2 separate regions of the Homo sapiens genome follow, and region 1 is linked to region 2. A link is an interaction called in ENCODE POLR2A ChIA-PET data of the cell type or tissue named here. Cell type or tissue: PC-9. All regions are shown on one strand. Links, peaks and the distances in the headings refer to the core of each region. The heading gives the core; the rest is flanking DNA.

Region 1 (9,877 bases), core at 1,234-9,233, 48 kb before region 2:
ATTTATGCAATGAAACTGGAGCAACCTGTTGGTAAACTCACCCTTGTCAAGCCCCACCCACTTACACACGCACTCAGGGCTTCCAGGCAGCTTTGTAGACCTCACTCTTAGGGTTGCGAGATAAAATACAGGACACTTAGTTAGATTTGATTTTCAGTTAAACACCAATTAATGTTTTACTAAAATATAAAATACTTATGTACTATAAGTATGTCCAAATATTGCATGAGACATACTTATACTAAAAATTATTCATTGTTTATCTAAAATTCAAATTTAACCAGATGTCCTGTCTTTTTTTTCTTTCTTTTTGTTGCTAAATCTGGCACACTTAAGTAAGAGCAGGCAGCTGAAGGTCATCACAATGTAGGGGAAGGATCTGACATTAAAAACAGAACCCAAAACATGCTAACAGGAAAAAAGAGAAAAGGAAGAAAAAGAGTATAGGGGGAGAAGAAAACTGAGAAATCTATTATTGATCTTCTCTGAGAAAGATCAAATAAAACAGAAAAGCTGGGTGCGATGACATGAGCCTGTAGTCCCTGCTGCTTGGTAGGCTGAGGCAGGAGGACAACTTGAGCCCAGGAGTTTGAGGCTATGACCACACCTGTGAACAGCCACTGCACTCTAGCCTGGGTGACATAGCGAGACACTATCTCAATAAGTAAATAAATAAATACCCTAAAAAAGGAACACTCATAGAACCAAACACAGCTCTTTTAAATTAAAAATCTGATAGCAAAAATAAAAAACTGAGTAGAATGTTAAGAAGATAAAGTTAGAAAATATCCTAGAATGCATAGACAGAAGGCAAAGAGAAGGGAAAGAAATAAGAAAGGATAAGAAGATTAGAAAGCCAGCCTTGGACATCTGGGAAACAGGGGAAGAAATGAATTAAATAATTCAATTATATATTTTGAGAACTAAAGAGCATGAATTTCCACATTGAAAGTGCTCACTGAGCATAGTGCAATGGACAAAACCAGAACCACACCAAGGCAACATTGTGATAAAACTTTAGAAGACTGAGGACATAGGGAAGATCTTACAAGTACCCAGGAGGAAATAAGGTTTCACATAAAGGATCCAGAATCGGAATGGCATCTGATTTCTCAGTAGCAACACATGAAACTGAAAGACAATGGAATAATGTCTTTAAAATGCTGAGAGTAGGCTGGGTGCAGTGGCTCACACCTGTAATCCCAGCACTCTGAGAGGCCAAGGTGAGTGGATCACTTGAGGACAGGAGTTCAAGACCAGCCTGGCCAACTTGTTGAAATCCCATCTCTACTAAAAAATACAAAAATTAGCCAAGCGTGGTGGTGGTCACCTGTAATCCCAGATACTCAGGAGGCTGAAGCATGAGAATCACTTGAACCTGGGAACTGGAGGTTTCAGTGAGCCAAGATGGCACCACTGCACTCCAACCTGAGTGATAGAGCGAGACTCTGTATCTAAATAAATTAAATAAATAAGTAAATAAAATGCTGAGAGAAAATTATTTCTAACATAGATTCTCATACACATACAAATTAGCAGTCAAATGTGGGGGTAAATATATTCCAGACACGTACAATTTCAAAATGTTTATCTCCCATGTACCTTTTCTTAAGAAGTTTTCAGATGGTGAAAGCTTTTCCACCTAAACAAGGACATAAACCAAGAAACTTTTTTCTAAAAAAAGGGAATAGCAGAATGAACAACTGAGAATTGAATGATGGGGAAGGGTAATTAGTTAATACTATAGTTACAGACTTCTAATTTTTCTTAACTATAGAGTACAGCTAACATTTACTTACTGTGTGCACTTACTATGTGCCAGTCAGTATTCTAGGTGCTTTAAATATATGATATTAATGATTTAATCCTCACACGGTTCGATGAGTTAGATACTCTCATAGAGTAGGTGTCAAGAAGTGTTACTATTAATGGTATACAATCATTTATTAATTCTACAAGTTGCATTAAACTTCCTGCTGCAGATTGTATTTTTCAGAATTGCAGCAACAATATGTTCAGTCCCATGTGCTCTTCCAAAAACCCTGCCCCCCACCTCAATCAAGAGGTGGCATCTAAGTCCTTTCCCCTTGAACCCAGGTAGGCTTCTTAGATGGGTTTCTGTGACTGCACAACCAAAGTAATGCTATGTGACTTTCAAAACTGGGTCTTAAAAGGAGACCTGGTCATCTAGCTCTAGGCATCGGTTAGCTCTCTTGCTCAGAACATGTGCCTTTGGAGTATATAAGTACAGCAGCCCTGAAACCACCATGTTGCAGAGATCATGTAAATAGAACCCATGAAAATAAAGAGTCAAGGAGCTTTGGCTGTTTCATGCCCCAGCAGTTTGAGTTTTCCCTGTCTCAGTGCCAGACATGTGACTAGGAAGCCTTCAAGGCCACTCCAGTATGATCGCTGTCTCATGGTAGCCAGTTGACACATTCTGAGTGGGAACTAACTAGCTGAGCCCAGTCAATCACCAGAATCATGAGAGATAATAATAAATGATTGTGATTGTTTCACACCCCTGAATTTTGAGTGTTATTTTTTGGAGCGATAGACAAGCAGAACACTGCCAGGTAAAATTGGGTTTTAGCCTAGACTTCTGAATCTCCTCTCTAAATACTCACTGAAATGGCCCAAGACATGCAAATAGGGGATTTTTTTTTTCCCAGAGTGGCAAGTCTCCCCTCTGATACTGCAGTTGAGTCCAAAGCTCATACTGCTTACTGCACAGCAGCCAACAAGTTGAGAGACAAGGTGTTGGGGCAAGGAAGATGACTTTGTTTCAGGGAGCCAGTAAACCAAGACGATGGTGGACTAGTGTTCTAAAGCACCCTAAGTCGATAGATTTTTAGGCTCCTTTTATGTTGGGGGAAAGGGGAACAGGGAAGGAGTTAAAGTCCAGAGGTGACTGGTGACCACAGACATCTGGGCATCAGCAGGGGTCCAAGGAGGTTGCACATCTTCTTTGTTCATAGTTAACTGCTTGTCAGATCCACCCTTTTCCTATAAATCTTTAAGATAGCATTGTTACTTGTGTATATACTTCCTTACCTCCTCAGAGGTCTGTTTCAAAAGACAGATAGTCATTAGTTCTACAGTTAAAATATAAAATAAATTCTTTCCATGATTAGCTTGGCCTACAGGCAGGAATGAGCAAAAGCAGTTAGCTTGTGAGGTTAGAAGCAAGATGGAGTCAGCTATGTTAGATTTCTTTCACTGTTACAATTCCCCAGTATCAAAGGTTCATTCCATAATCTTGTGGAGTTGGGGACAACAGGATGTTGTCTCTCATTTGGCTACTTTCAGTGGAACTGGGCAGGGTTGACAAGGGGTGACTGTGGAATGACACCTAGAAGGAACAAGTGAATGGGATTGTTTGAGATGTTGCTGAATACCCACTCATCAGTGAAGTTTGCTGGAATAAAACTGTGGGTACACTATACTCAAGTTGACACTACTAGAGGGCCCCTCCTATCTCAAAAACCGGAGAAACAAAGTGCTGGGATTACAGGTTTAAGCCACTGCACCCGGCTGGAAGATGACTTTTTTGGGGGGAACAAGCAAACTGAGAAAATGGTGGCCTAGTGTCCTAAAGAATCATCTTAAGTTCATGGATTTTTTTGGCTCCTTTTATGTTAGGGGAAGGGAGAACAGAGAGGGGTTAAGGTCTAGAGGTGACTGGTGACCACAGACATCTGGGCATCAGCAGGGCTCCAAGGAGGTTGCAAAACTTCTTTGTTCATGGTCAAATGCTTGTCAGGTCCACGTTATTGCTATAAATCGTCAAGACAGCATTGTTTAAATGTTGTGTGCATACTTCCTTATCTCCTCAGGGGTCTATTTCAAAACAGAGGTAATCATTAGTTCTACAGTTAAACTATAATCTAAATTCTTTCCATGATTAGCTTAGTCTACATGCAGGAATGCACGAAGGCAGTTAGCTTGTGAGGTCAGAAGCAAGATGGAGTCAGCTATGTTCGATTTCTCTCACTGTTACAATATTGGCAATGGTAGTCTCAGGAGGATGGCCAGGCCACGTCCAGTCTGGCTGCTGGCCAGTGAGGAGGAGAGACTAGAGGCCAGATAACCTTTGGCTCCTTGGGACAGTGGGTTAGCAAAGCCTTGAGAAGAAACTTTGCCAGGGTGACTTTCCTTGCCAGATGGCTTCCTCCACCATCCTTTCAAGCTGCTGGAAGGTACCCAACCCTGCAGCCTAGGATAATGAGAGGAAGATTCTAAGAGCATCAAAATAGACAGGCAGGGAGCCAAAAAGAATTAGCTCATTGATTCAGTAAGGCCAGATTAAAAAAAAAAAATAGCTCATCCCATATTGGAACAAATGCAAAGCATGGATAGAGTTTTCAACCTTCAAGGATGAGTAAGCATAAAAAATTATATAGAACTGTAAAAAAAATTCGGGAACATAAAAAACATAACACCTAAGAGGTCAAAGAAGAAAGTATTTTTTAAGTTTTACAGTATGAAGCAAAAGTAAATTTTAAACAGCTTCTGCTTTGTCTTTCATAGATTAAAACAGGCCAAAAATGGACAAATCTGAATATTATTATTCATAAGGCAGAATTAATATTTATGAACTGGACTAGAGTTCACAGAAAACACCTTATTTTCTTTTCCTGTCTTTTCTTTTTTTTTTTTTTCTAAGACAGGGTTTCACTCTGTCACCCAGGCTGGAGTGCAGTGGTGCAATCACTGCTCACTGAAGTCTCAACTTCCTGTGCTTAAGTGATCCTCCTGGCTCAGCCTCCTGAGCTGGGCTCCTCAGCTGGGACCACAGGCATGCCCACCATGCCCACCTAATTTTTTCTATTTTTTGTAGATGGGGTCTCACTATATTGCCCAGATTGGTCTCAAACTCCTGGGCTCAGGTGATCCTCCAGCCTCAGTCTCCCAAAGTGTTGGGATTACAGGTGTGAGCCACCAGGCCCAGCCAAATTGCAGATTTTTACCAACAGTTTTCTGGTGTTAGATCTAAGATGACAGCTGTTATAGCAGATTAATAGCTTAACACCAATAATTCTTCATGTTTTATTTTCCAGTAAATCTTAAGACTAATTCAGATGTTAATTTTCATTAAGTAAATAAACATTTTGCCTCAATATCCCTAAAGATGAAAATTTACTCTATCTACAAGAACAAGCGTTTTTAATAATGCTTCATTTTACTATTAAAGGCTATTTTTTTCAGTTGTCTACTAAACATTTACAAAAACTGACAACATATTTATTTGCAAAGAAAACCTCACTAAATTCCAAAATAAAAATAGGAGTTTGAATCTCAACTTTACCATTTCCTAACTGGTGACCTTAAGAAAGTCACAGATCATGGTCTCCAAGGAAAAGGTGGCACCCACAGCTTGCTCCACATCCAACCTGGGCCTCTAAATAATGTATGGCATAGCAAGGTAACTGATAAGCAACATGACTTCGATCAGCACCGCTTCTTGACTAAGGTCCGCTTTTGGCACTGTAGTAATCTTTTTTTTTTCTTTTTTTGAGACAGAGTTTTGCTCTTATTGCCCAGGCTGGAGTGCAATGGTGCGATCTCAGCTCACTGCAACCTCCGCCTCCTGGGTTCATGTGATTCTCCTACCTCAGCCTCCAGAGTAGCTGGGATTACAGGCATGCACCACCACGCCCAACTAATTTTTTATTTTTAGTAGAGACGGGGCTTCTCCATGTTGGTCAGGCTGGCCTCGAACTCCCGACCTCAGGTGATCCGCCTGCCTTGGCCTCCCAAAGTGCTGGGATTACAGGCGTGAGCCACCACGCCCAGCCAACACTGTAATACTCTTTACTCGATGAACTCTACTGCTGTTTGGGAAGAGGTATTGCCCAGTTTATATCACTTCTAGATATCAGATATTAGATATTCTCAGAACTTCTCGTTTACCTGATCTACAGACACAGCGAGCGACACCCACAACCCCACTCCCATCAAGGGTAAAATCTAATATTCTACAGAACACATAACTAAGGGCTGGGCGCGGTGGCTCACGCCTGTAATCCCAGCACTTTGGGAGGCCGAGGCGGCCGGATCACGAGGTCAGGAGATTGAGACCATCCTGGCTAACACGGTGAAACCCCATCTTTACTAAAAATACAAAAAATTAGCCGGGCGTGGTGGCGGGCGCCTGTAGTCCCAGCTACTCAGGAGGCTGAGGCAGGAGAATGGCATGAACCCAGGAGGAGTTTGCAGTGAGTCGAGATCGTGCCACTGCACTCCAGCCTGGGCGACAGAGCCAGACTCCATCTCAAAAAAAAAAAAAAAAAAGAAAGAAAAGAAAATGTAACTAAGAAATAGCATCAGCATTTGGTATTTCTGTTTTTTCCTGCCCCAAAGGAGCGACACCCTTTCTTTCCTTCCCCAAAACCTGTTTTCCTTGCCATGAACTGCTGCAGCTCAACAAAAAGAGAAACCTTATTTGACCACAGGGAGGTTCATCATTTGCATCATATCAGTATAAAGTTCAGCATAGTTTGACAGTCAAATAATGCATTTGCAGATCATTGCTTCCAAGGAAGTGTCCTACCCCACCCTTTACTCAGATGCATGACAGCTGACAAGGAAGCCTTTTTTAATTCAATTATTGGCTTTTTAAAAAACATCTGCTTTTTGAGGTTGTGCCCTTCTGCTGCTGAGCCGCAGCTCATATTCAAGCGTCATCAAACCAAGCCATCATTATGAAAATAAGCTCTGATCATAGGGGTCAACATGGTCTCATTTGTTTTCACAAATACTCTAGGTGGATGTGGATTGCGCTGAAGTGACTGCAGTTAAGTTGGCTATTTTCAAAAACAAAGCAGCTGCAAATAGTCCAGGGCGAGAGTCAGCATCATCACTCAGCTCTTTCATACAGGTTTTTGTAGTAGAGCTTTCAGCTTGAGCTAAGTTTGTGGCCACTGCTAAGTTCGAGCAAGTCTGGGTAGGTCTGGCAGATGGATAGAAAAGTCCACTAGAGGTCTGAGAAGCCTCATGCAAGAAGGGAAGGGAGCCAGTTGTGCTGAAGTTAATTAACAAAGACCCAGTCATTGCAGGAGACTCCAGACCCCAAGAATAAAACTAGGACCCAGCCTCCAGGAAATAAGTCTCAAACATTGAGTGGGATGGAACCAGGCCCTATGTTGTTACCTTCTGCATCCTGGTAGACACAGGGAGGCCTACTGGTGACTACAACAAACTCATGAATTTTAATATAAATAGTGACATCGTGGCTTTTGGCTTCTTGAGGCCAGCACTCCTCAGGGCCAGCACTTCAAACCCATCGACCTAAAAGGCAGGTTTGGGGAACTGTTGGTGGAGACATAATTTTGCCTTACCCAGCAGCACTTCCCTGTCATCACTACTGGATGGAGAAAGCGAATATATGACATTAGTAGTGCCTCCTCCCGTTCCTACATTGGCAGTAGGCCTTGCTAATGGGTCATTATCAAGCAATCCCTAAGCAGCAGAGATTACTGCAGCTGTTAGGTCAATTTACCAATCTTCCATAGATTCAACCAGTAAGGAGAAAACACACCCAAACAGATTTAGACAGTTTCTTACAGTGCAGCTGGCAGCATGAGCAGCATGTTTACGTAGGTTCTCTTTTACCTCCAAGTCGCATAGGGGCCATGTGGAGGCAGGCCCAGGTGGATACTGAGCAGACAGTGGGTCTATGTCACAGCTGAAGAACATTGAACCTCAGAAACCCCCATCTTAGAAGGAGACTGCTCACAAATTTGCTTATCCTCCTGGATGTTGTTGTTGTTAAGACTGAATTTCATTCTTGTCGCCCAGGCTGGAGTGCAATGGTACAATCTCGGCTCACTGTAACCTCTGCCTCCCAGGTTCAAGCAATTCTCCTGCCTCAACCTCCCAAATAGCTGGGATTATAGGCATGCACCACCATGCCTGGCTAATTTTTGTATTTTTAGTAGAGATGGGGTTTCCTCATGTTGGCCAGGCTGGTCTCGAACTCCTGACCTCAGGTGATCCACCCACCTTGGCCTCCCAAAATGCTGGGATTACAGGTATGAGCCACCATGCCCAGCCCTCCTGGGTTTAAAAAACAGAATTTTTTTTTTTTTAAATAAAAGTAGAGGTGCGGTCTCACTATGTTGCCCAGGGTGGTCTCAAACTCCTGGCCTCAAGCGATCCTCCCGCCTTGGCCTCCCAAAGTGCTGAGATTACATGTGTGTGCCATCGTGCCTGGCCCCTCCCTGGAGAATGTAAGCAAATCTTCAGGGAATAAAGGGCACGGTCTCTAGCTCTGTTACCCTGGAATATCTCAGGAAGAGGCAGCTCCAAATCTCTTTGCAGGGAGTCACTATCTTTATCTTTCCAAGACTGTCTGTTATGCAAATATCTGTGAATCAAACTGTCAATGCCTTTTGCTCAGAAGGTTTCCAGAAACACAGAAGCCATGGAGAATTATCTCCCAACAATTATAACATCTTTTTATAAACTGAACACAGTACATTTTATTCACACCCCAGTAATAAAAACTAATATGATGAAAATGTCACTGTAAATCACTTCGTGTGAAATATAAAAATCCATGAACAGTGTATAAAAATAATGACTATGAAGTGATATCTTTCTGGAAGTTCTTAACTTTATCCTGGGATTTCCCGAGAATAGCATTGTGGACATTTTGGGCTGGATGTTTCTTTGTTGTGGGGCGGCTGTCCTGGCATTGGAGGATGTTAGGCAGCATTTCTGCTTATCCACCAGACACCTGTAGCACCACCCCTAAGTTGTGCCAAAAATGTCTCCAGACATTGCCATACATGTCCTGGGTGACAAAAATAGCTTCCCATTGAGAACCACTGCTCTATGTTACTCTCTTCTCGTGTAGTCATGTTTTAAAAATAAATTGTCAAACATCAAATGCCTAGGAATAAATCAATGGAAGTTGTATAAGACCACTACACTGAAAATTATAAGACGTTATTGAGGGCCGTGCATGGTGGCTCACACCTGTAATCCCAGCACTTTTGGGAGGCTGAGGCAGGTGGATCACTTGAGGTGAGAAGATAGAGACCAGACTGGCCAACACGGTGAAATTCTGTCTCTACTAAAAATGTGAAAATTAGCTGTGCATGGTAGCTTGCACCTGTAGTCCCAGCTACTTGGGAAGCTGAGGCACGAGAATTGCTTGAACCCGGGTGGTGGAGGTTGCAGTGAGCCGAGATCGTGCCACTGCACTCCAGCCTGGGCGACAGAGCAGACTCCATCTCAAAAAAGAAAAATATTATTGAGAAAAATAAAGAAGATATAATGGAGGAAGGTACTTATGATTTAATATGGTAAATATGTAATGCTCCCAAATTGATCTATAAATTCAAATGAGCCAAAAAATCTCATCAAGAGTTTGAGGTATGTATATAGAAACTGACAAACCTATCCTAAAGTTTAGACCAAAATGCAAACGACAAAAAGAGCAAAGTCTATCTTGAAGAAAAAGATCAATGCCAGAGATATAAAACTATCAAGACTCAACAATATGACACTTAAAGTCAGTGTGGTATTCATATACAGATAGAGAAATAGACAAACGGAATGGAAGACAGAGGGCAGAAACAGGCCCTCACCTTTCTGGTCACCTGATTTATGACAAAGTTGGCAGTGTAGTGAGGAAAAGACAGACTTTTCTATAAATGATGCTAGATCAGTTGGATATCATGTGAAAAAATAATGAATTTTGATACCTATTTAAATAAGAATGAATCACAGATAGATTGGCCATTCAAACATGAAAAGGAAAACACATTTTTAGAAGAACACATAGGTTAATATCTTCATGACCTTGTGGTAGGTGAAGGTTTGATTTCTTAAACTGGACATAAAAAAGACTAACCATAAAGAAAAATAA
Region 2 (9,877 bases), core at 1,055-9,054:
AGAAGTCACACTCCTCTGAATATGCCTGCTGTTGTAGATTTGACTTTAGAAATTTGTAATCATTTTACATAATTATAAAATATTTTTAATTGAAAAGCAATCCCTATGAAACAAAACCAAAATGAAACAAATGAACTGAAATGTACACTCTGAGTTGGCGGAATAACCACACAGGAAGGAACTACTTCAAGTGACTTTAATTTGATTTTCATTATTATGATACGCCATAAAACCAAAAAGAACTACATAACGACCTTAAATGTATTTCAATAGTCATATGGTTGGTGGTGGGTCTTAGAACAGTTATTGTAAGACAGTTGCATTTTTTTTGTGAAATAAAGCAAATAAGTAATTTTATTGATGTCTTTGAGAATTGGGATTTTCAATAAGGGAAAAAAAGTATAAATGTGAGATTGACGAGGTTGAAAAAACATCTCGTAGTCTTGTTTGAAATGTCATATGGGCTGGTCATGGTGGCTCATGTCTGTAATCCCAGCACTTTGGGAGGTCAAGGCAGGAGGATCACTTGAGGCCAGAAATTTGAGACCAGCCTGGGCAAAATAGTAAGACCCTCTCTCTATAAAAATAAAAAAATTAGTAAGATATGGTGGTATGTGCCTATAATCCCAGCTACTCAGGAGGCTGAGGCAGGAGGATCACTTGAACCCAGTTCAAGGCTGCGGTGGACTATGATCATGCCACTTTACTCCAGCCTGAGTGACAAAGTGAAACTCTGTCTCCAAAAAAAAAGGAAAAGAAAAGAAAATGTCGTATGAACCACAATATATTTTCGAAGAGGAAGAAGAGAAAGGAGAGGAGGAAGAAGAAAGGAAGGAGAACTTCCTAATTCTTTCTACTAAAAAGCCCCAGAAACTATGATCAACCTAGTAGGCTGACAACACTGGAGCCCAGAGTTTGGTCTCTAAATTTCATTTCCCATTGAAAGGAACCAGGACTCTTTGGAGAAATGGCCAATTCCTGATCTGGGGCAGAAAATACATGAGTTGAATGTGGAATGTAAGAGATCTTGTCATATTAGAAATCAAGGAAATAAGTCAGATCATGTTAAAAAGACTTGGAAGCCAAGTTGAATATTAATAAAAATAACAATAGCAATTGATTAAAACACATCAAATATTTTTAAATCCATTAGTTCATCATAATGCTTAAAAAGAAACAAAACAGCTCATTGTTCTTCCTAGGCAGATGCTTGGGAGCCAACTCATTGCTTTGAATTTCACAGGTAATGAAGCATTTATCTTACATTTTCTGTACTTCAGCGTAACCATATCATTGAAAAGGGGATATTTCTCTTTATAAAAGTATTCCAGCTAATAATTAAAGGAGCAATGAGAAAATTAGAAGATCACCGTTTAGAACTGCAAATGAATTAACAGATCTAGACGCTTATCATCAGTGGCTGCTGACGTCACAATTTCTCACTGTATTTCTCACTATTCTCCTAGTTGAATTGAAAAGCAATCCCTATAAAACAAAATCAAAATTCCACTATTCTCCTAGTGAGAAATACAGGACACCACCAACAAAGCATTCCTTCCCAAAGAATCAAACATAAACGTTATCACAGAAAATATAGGGGAAAGAGAAACTTGTTAAATATGCCATAATGCAATTTTTAAAAATTCAGACTGGGAAATTCTATATGACAAATAACACGGCACCTTCAACAAATAAATAATGAAAGGGAAACTTACAGCCTAAAAGAGGTTTAAGAAACCCATCTAACCATGGCGATGTGTGGACCCTACATCCTGACTTGAGCAAGCTCAAATAAAAAGTTTATGACACAAATGGGAAAATTTAAATAATGACTGGATATTAGATGATATTAGAGAATCAATATTAATTTCTTAAGTGTGATAAAAGTATTGTGGGTATATTTTCAAAATGCTCTTATGTTTTAGAGATGCATACTGACGTGTTTATGGACTCAATGATATGTTCAGGCATTTGTTCCACAAGAATCTGGAGGAATGGATGGTAGGTAGATGGGAGGATAGATGATGTAAGATTAGATATAAAATTGATAGTTGTAAGCTGGGCGCGGCAGCCCACGCCTGTAATCCCAGCACTTTGGGAGGCTGAGGCAACTAGAAAGCACAATGGATCAAAAATCAGGTAGTCAGAGACTTGGGGGACGTCTTCAAGATTATCCAGCCCCATCCCCTCTTTTGATGCGTGAACCATCTCTACACCATCCCTAAAGGTCATTGCCCATATTCTGCAGGATTGCCTTCAGCCCATTCCTCTTTAGATAGCTTTGCCTGTAAGAAATTTCTTTCTTTTTTCTCTCCTTCCCAAAAATATCTTTTTTTTTTTTTGAGACAGGGTCTTGCTCTGTTGCCTAGGCTGAAGTGCAGTGGAGTGATCCCAGTTCCCTTCAATCTCTGCCTCCCAGGTTCAAGTGATTCTCTTGTCTCAGCCTCCTGACTAGCTGGGACCACAGGTGTGTGCCACTATTCCCAGCTAATTATTTTTATTTGTTTTTAGTAGAGACGGGTCTCACCATGTTGCCCAGGCTGGTCTCGAACTCCTGAGCTCAAGCGATCTGCCCACGTTGGCCTCCCAAAGTGCTGGGATTACAGGCATGAGCCACCATGCCTAGCCAGAAATGTCTTCCTTATACTGAACAGAAATCTGTCTCCTTGTATCCTTTTCTACCCACCAATTAGAGCCCTAATCCTTCCTTACACAACAGCCTCTCAAATATTTGAAAACAAGCTCTCCCCTGTCCCTCTCATCTCACCGCTCATGCAAGTGTCTTGAGCTCCAGGCTGCACAGCGCCGCTCCTCTCCGTTGTTTCACACACTCGTGACTTTGGTTCTCTGCCATCCTCTGCTCTGATCTCAGGAAAGTGTGACTTTAAGTTATGTGTTCTGGAATAAAGGGATCTGGGTGTGTCCTGACAAATGCAGAGAACAGCAGGGTTATCACCTCCCTTCTACCAGTGACTGCATTTCTGGTTACCATGGTCCAGAGCCCATGTGCACAAACTTGCAAGAGCTGATAGTTAAATGTTCAAGAATTTTCTGAGCTAGTTGTAAAATGCAGTTCTAATTAAAAGTTAAATTATGCTGGGCAAGGTGGTTAACGTCTGTAATCCCAGCCCTCTGGGAGGCCAAGTCCAGAGGATTGCTTGAGCCCAGGAGTTCAAACCAGTCTGGGCAGTATAGTGAGACCCCGTTTCTACAAAAAATTTAAAAAAGTATTAGCCAAGCATGGTGGGGCACGTCTGTGGTCTCAGCTATCCAAGAGGCTGAGGTGGGAGGAGCGCTTGAGCCTGGGAGATTGAGGCTGCAGTGAGCTGAGATCACGCCACCGTACTCCAGCCTGGGTAACAGAGCAAGACCCTGTCTCAGGCCAGGTGCGGTGGCTCACGCCTGTAATTCCAGCACTTTGGGCAGATCACGAGGTCAAGAGTTTGAAACCATCCTGGCCAAAATGGTGGAACCCCATCTCTACTAAAAATACAAAAATTAGCTGGGTGTGGTGGCACGTGCCTGTAGTCCCAGCTACTTGGGAGGCTGAGGTAGGAGAATTGCTTGAACCCAGGAGGCAGAGGTTGCAGTGAGAAGAGATCACGCCATTGCACTCCAGCCTGGGCGACAGAGCCAGACTCTGTCTCAAAAACAAAACAAAACAAAACAAAACAAGACCCTGTCTCGAAAATAATAATAATAATTTTAAAAATTAAAGTTAAATTACATAAGCCTACAATTAGATATATTAAAAACAAAGGTAATAAGTAATTAAAATACTACTTCCTAGTAATTTTACTGTGTTTAATTATTATCTCTCCTCTTGAGGTTAATCACATCTACTGCATCTGTGTGGTGGAAATACCACATAATGGCATGCTATCACACATCTCTTCCAACCTCTGAGTTCAGTGCCACAAAGTCAGTACCTTGAAACTGGCCAAGGTGAGAGTATTTACACTACAGAGATTGGTCAGAGCTATAAATCAAGGTCCCTCCCTCTCTCCGCCCCCAACCCAGGGCCAGTTGTTAAATATTTACCACACCACTGGATACAGCCTAAAATCTTAGTTTTTTTGGCAACCACGTTACACTTCTGACTCATATTGAGTTAAGGCTCTTAGTTACCGTTAAAGCAAGTATTGCTTATTCTCACTGATAGATTTAATTCCTTAGACCTCATATTAATCACCCTTAAATTTCATCCTTTTAGATTCAACCTAGGAATTTTCGTTCTGCCATTCAAGTATTCATCATACCCTCTAACTTCATGTTGCCTATAAATCTGATGAGCACACCTTCTGTATATTTATTCTGAAAGCATTTATGAGGAGACAGTGAAGGACAGACACAGCCTGGGACTCACCACTGCATGCTTCTTTACAGTTTGTTAGCCAGCACCTGTGCGTACAATTGACTGGTTTCTAATTCATTCAGTGTGCCACAATTCAGTTTATATCTCTCTGTCTTGTCCAAAAGAATATCATGAAAAAAAAACTTTATTAAATGTCTAACTGATAACAAAATATTCTATATGTATGGGCATTCCCTGAGGTACTGGGCTGGTAACTCTGTCAAAGCCAAGAGATAAATTAGCCCTGACTTGTTTTTAGTGAACTCATCTGGATCTTAATCATTCCTTTTTTATCTAGTGCCTGAAACTGTTCCTCTAATAATCCCCCCTTCTAGACTCTGGCCTGAGATTGAGGTTACAGACCATTATCTACATTTTTTTCTGGCTCTGCTTTCTCTTTCTGAAAATCAGAATACTCCACTGTTACCAGTCTTCTGGAATCTCTCCTATTCTCTATGATGCCCCAAATATCCCTGACGATTGTTGGTGATCCCACAACAATGTTTTCTCAAGACCCAAAGACATCATTCTTCAAAACTGGGGACTTGAAATCACTTGGAGCAGCTTTGGGCTCTTTCTCACTCTATTATTCCATCTTGGGCTTCTATCTTCGCTTACCAAAGTTTATGCTCTTTCTCTATTTCTCCTCACCTTACTGATAACATGTGGAGAAAAAATGTCCTTGTCCCGAAAGTTAGAAGCAGAAGAGAATTGAAGATCTCTGTTTTCTCTATGTCCCCCATTGACAGTGGCCCTACATTTTACCTGATGGGGTTTTTTTTTCTCTTTCTTTCTTTTTTTTTTTTTTTTGAGACAGTCTTGCTCTGTTGCCCAGGCTGGAGTACAGTGGCACAAACATGGCTCACTACAGTCTCAACCTCCTGGTTTCAAGTAATCCTCCCACTGGAACCTCCTGAGTAGCTGGGACTACAGGTGCACACCACCCCACCATGCCTGGATAATTTTTGTATTTTTTGTAGAGATGGGATCTCACCATGTTGCCTAGGCTCATCTTATAGGCATGAGCCACTGCACTCGACCATACCTGGTGTCATTCCTCAAACTTTACTACAAAGACTGTAACACCCAAATTATATCCATCACATAATCTGATAGTTTCAGAATAATGTGAACTTATTTGGAGCTTTAGCCTTTCTGACGCAACTGTGTCCCATGTACATTCGGGCAGATGTAATGGCAATTTGATGGTAGGATAGATATTTGATAAGAGATTCCTTTCATGAGTTGTGACACCACATCCTTGTTTGAATTTGCAACAAGCTCCCTACTTTCTAAAGTGAAGCATGGTATAGAGTAGTCTTAAGCTTTTCAATTAATTGGACTTGAGAATTTTTCATCTTAAAATTTTTGAGAAAAACTGTTAATACTTCTGAGCTCGCAAATCACAATCAAGGAGATCCACAAAAATGAAATAATTCAGTATATTTAGCAGCTTTTCTCTTTAATTTTACTTAGCTGATCTTTAACATAACACAACTTAAAACAATCAACTCTTGTTATGCTGCATTCTCTTACCTGGAACTCTCTAAGTTGCCCTTATGCATAGTTCCAAAAAAATGTGAACAATGTTTATGGGTTTTAATCCAGAGGCCCTGAGCTAGGAGATATGAAATCTAGGTTCACCACCGCTTTGTTCTGCCATAACCAGCTGTGCAATCTGGGACAAATTCTCTTGCCTTATTTGTTCACATCTAAGTGTTGTCATAAGTTCCATCCAAATTCAAGAGAACAGAGTAGTACATTACCCAGCTATCTTTCTAAGGGCTCTTGGCTGTCTCCATATACTCTCTAGTAGATGTGTGAGTGTGCAGGTATGTATGGAGGGACAGACTGAAAAACAGTCTGAGTTGGGAGTCTTGGTAGGAAGAGGAAAAGGAGGAGGAGGAGGAGGAAGAAGAAGACAGCGCATATCGTTCCTCTTTGGTTTCTCAGAAGAGGTAATTTCAAAACAAAACTAAGCCAACCTATCAAAACAAGATAATGACAAGGGAGAAAGTAAAGGTTTTTGGCCAAATTCATCTCACAATCATTCTTCCTGTCCCCACAAAGCTATCTGAACTGAGATCTTATTAGCAGACTCCATTTCCAGTAAACATCACTCAATTAGAACAAAAACGGGAAGCTCCCACATGTAGCAGCTGGAAAGAGTCCCAGATGCAGGAAGAGGTTTGTATGACATCATCCAGAGTTATGCAGTAGGAGGGTCTGCAGATTAGAAAATATAGCTCACCTAAGAGTTCTTTTCACTGGGAACTTTTAGCCGCATTTAGCAGGCCTGAGTTTGTTAGAATATATGTTTATTGACATATGTGTGTTTATTTAACCCATATGTAGGAATGTATATACTTCTTGGAAATTATTTAAATGCTAAGGAAAACTTTATTCCTGTCTCTCTGTGTGTATAAACACTTAATTAAAAGACCAGAAAAAAATATAGACAAATACTATTATCCTTGTGCATGTAGAAAAATTTTGTTCCTGTTTTAAACAATAACGTGGATATTTTAGTAAAAATGATACATGCTTACTGTAAAATATTAAACAAATTAGAAAAGCACAAAGAAGATCATAAAAATCATCTGACGTCTCAAGACTGAGAAATAAACACTGACAGCATTTTGTTAAGAACTCTCTAGACCTTTCTCATGCCTGGAGATAGATGTTCACTCTTACATGAGTGGCATGTTCTTGATTTGCTGCACTGTATTTCTCCTTACTTCTCAATGATGTCATTCATCTCTTTAAATGTCACCAAATATAGGGATGTAATGTGACTTCTAAGGACCTCATAGTTTTCCATTTTATTTTGTTTATTTCATATTTTCATATACTTAGTCAATTCCACATTAAAAAAATACAGTTGTTGAGAAAGAACTTGTTAAGCTTCAAAAGAACCATTACATAAAGAATGTGAAGTTATATAAAGAAACTCATTTACACAAGAATCTGTTTTAGTTGTCCCTATTCCAAAAGCTTGAAATAGTGTATGTAAACAATGAGGTACTGTAAACATGTAAAAGGGTATCTTTATTATTACTGAACCATTAAATAAAATTAAATGTTTTAAAAAGCAAGGATGAATCATAAAGTAAAACTCAATAGATTCCACAACATAGAAGAAACGTAAAATATCTTAAAGAAAATTTAAAAAAAATTTATTGAAACAAATGGAAATTGACATAGAACGTACGAAAACCTATGGGATACAGCAAAAGCAGTGCTAAGAGGGGAGTTTATATCAATAAACACCTACATCAAAAAAGTAGGAAGATTTCAAATAAATGATCTAAAGATGCCTTCAAGGAACTGGAAAAGCAAGAACGGGCCAGGCATGGTGGCTCACTCCTGTAGTCCCAGCACTTTGGGAGGCTGAATCAGGAGGATGGCTTGAGCCCAGGAGTTTGAGACCAGCTTAGGCAACATACTTAGGCAACATAGGGAGACCCTGTCTCTACAAAACATTAAAAAAGTTTAGCCAGACACAGTGGTGCACAATTGTGGTCCCAGCCACTTAGGATGCTAAAGTGGGAGGTTCACTTGAGCCCAGAGGGTCAAGGCTGGAATAAGCCATCATAGAGCCATTGTACTCCAGCCTGGGCAACAGAGCAAGACCCTGACTCAAAGGAAAAAAAAAAGCAAGAACAATCCAAACCCCAAATTAGTAGAATAAAATTAATAATAAAGATCAGAGCAGAATTAAATGAAATACAGACTTAAAAAACAATACAAAGGATCAATGAAATGAAAAGTTGTCTTTTTGAAAAAGTAAGCAAAATTGATAAATCGCTAGCTAGACTAACCAAGAAAAAGGAGAGAAGACACAAATAAATAAAATCAGAAATGGGCCGGGCACAGAGGCTCATGCCTGTAATCCCAGCACTTTGGAAGGCCCAGGCAGGTGGACCAACATGGTGAAACCCCATTTCTACTAAAAATACCAAAATTAGCTGGATATGGTGGCACGTGCCTGTAATCCCAGCTACTCAGGAGGCTGAGGCAGGAGAATTGCTTGAATCTAGGAGGTGGATATTGCAGTGAGCTGAGATTGCACCACGGCACTCCAGCCTGGGCAACAGAGTGAGACCTTGTTTCAAAAAAAAAAAAAAAATCAGAAATGAAAAAGGAGACATTGTAACTGATGCCACAGAAATACAAAAAATCATCAGAGACTGTTATGAACAACTATACACTAACAAACTGGAAAACCTAGAGGAAATGAACAAATTATTGGACACATACAGCCTACCAAGATTGAATAAGAAAAATATGGAAACCTGAACAGACCAATAATGAGTAATGAAATTAAATCAGTAATAAAAAGTCTCTCAACAAAGAAAAGTCCAGGACCAGATGGCTTCACTGCTGAATTCTACCAAACTTACAAAGAACTAACACCAATTCTTCTCAAACTATTCCAAAAAAGTGAAGAGGAGAGAATTCTTCCTAACTCATTCTATGAGGCCAGCATTATCCTTATACCAAACTAAGACAAGGACCAAACAACAAAAAAAGAAAACTAAGGTCATTATCCCCGATGAACACAGATGCAAAAATCCTCAATGAAATACTAGCAAACTGAATCCAACAGCACATCAAAAAGGTAATACACCATTATTAAGAGAGATTTATCTCAGGGATGTAAGGATGGTTCAACATACGCCAATCAATAAATGTGATACATTACATCAACAGAATGAAGGACAAAAACTATATGATCATCTCAATTGACCCAGAAAAAGCATTTGATAAAATTCAACATACCTTCATGGTAAGAATTCCCAACAAACTAGGCATAGAAGGAACATACCTCAACATACTAAAGGCCATATAGGACAAACCCACAGCTAACATCATACTGAATGGGGAAAAGATGAAAGCCTTTCCCCTAAGAACTGGAACAAGACAAGGATGCCCACTTGCACCACTCCTATTCAACACAGGATTGAAAGTCCTAGCCAGAGCAATCAGGCAAGAGGAAGAAATAAAAGGCATCCAGATTGGAAAAGAGGAAGTCAAATTGTTCCCCTTTGCAGATGACATGATCTTATATCTAGAAAAACCTAAAGGGTGCACCCAAAAACTTTTAGAACTGATAAATGAATTCATTAAATTTGCAGGATACAAAATCAATGTACAAAAATCAGTAGCATTTCTATACACCAATAATGAACTAGCTGAGAAAGAAATCAAGAAGGTAATCCCATTTACAGTAGCTACAAAAGAGAAATGACTAAGAATAAATTTAACCAAGGAAGTGAAAGACTTCTATAAGGGAAACTACAAAATGCTGATGAAAGAAATTGAAGAGGACACAAACAAATGAAAAGACATATTTTGTTCATAGATCAGAAGAATTAACGCTCTTAAAATGACCAAACTACCCAAAGCAATAATCAGATTCAATGCAACTCCTATGAAAAGACCAATGTCATTTTTTACAGAAATAGGGGAAAAAATCCTAAAATTCATGTAGAATCAAAAAAGAGCTTGAAGAGCCAAAGC

The links. ChIA-PET counts read pairs that join two places held together with the same protein. Peaks named below come from ENCODE experiments on the same cell type or tissue, not always from the same donor. Only the 100,000 strongest peaks of a DNase experiment are listed, where the experiment ranks them.
Region 1: POLR2A ChIA-PET joins it to region 2 with 22 read pairs; 5 of 35 experiments call an interaction of 5 or more read pairs at or near these places.

Annotation. Positions count from the first base shown.
Region 1 is chr2:69,728,398-69,738,274 of GRCh38, reverse strand. It overlaps a transcript of ANXA4 not described here. Among named protein-coding and RNA genes, the nearest start is that of ANXA4, 8.8 kb to the left of the region's middle. In PC-9, for the core only: no CTCF peak of the experiment used is centred there; no DNase peak of the experiment used is centred there.
Region 2 is chr2:69,679,973-69,689,849 of GRCh38, reverse strand. It overlaps a transcript of ANXA4 not described here. Among named protein-coding and RNA genes, the nearest start is that of AAK1, 41 kb to the right of the region's middle. In PC-9, for the core only: no CTCF peak of the experiment used is centred there; a DNase peak (open chromatin) is centred at 5,989.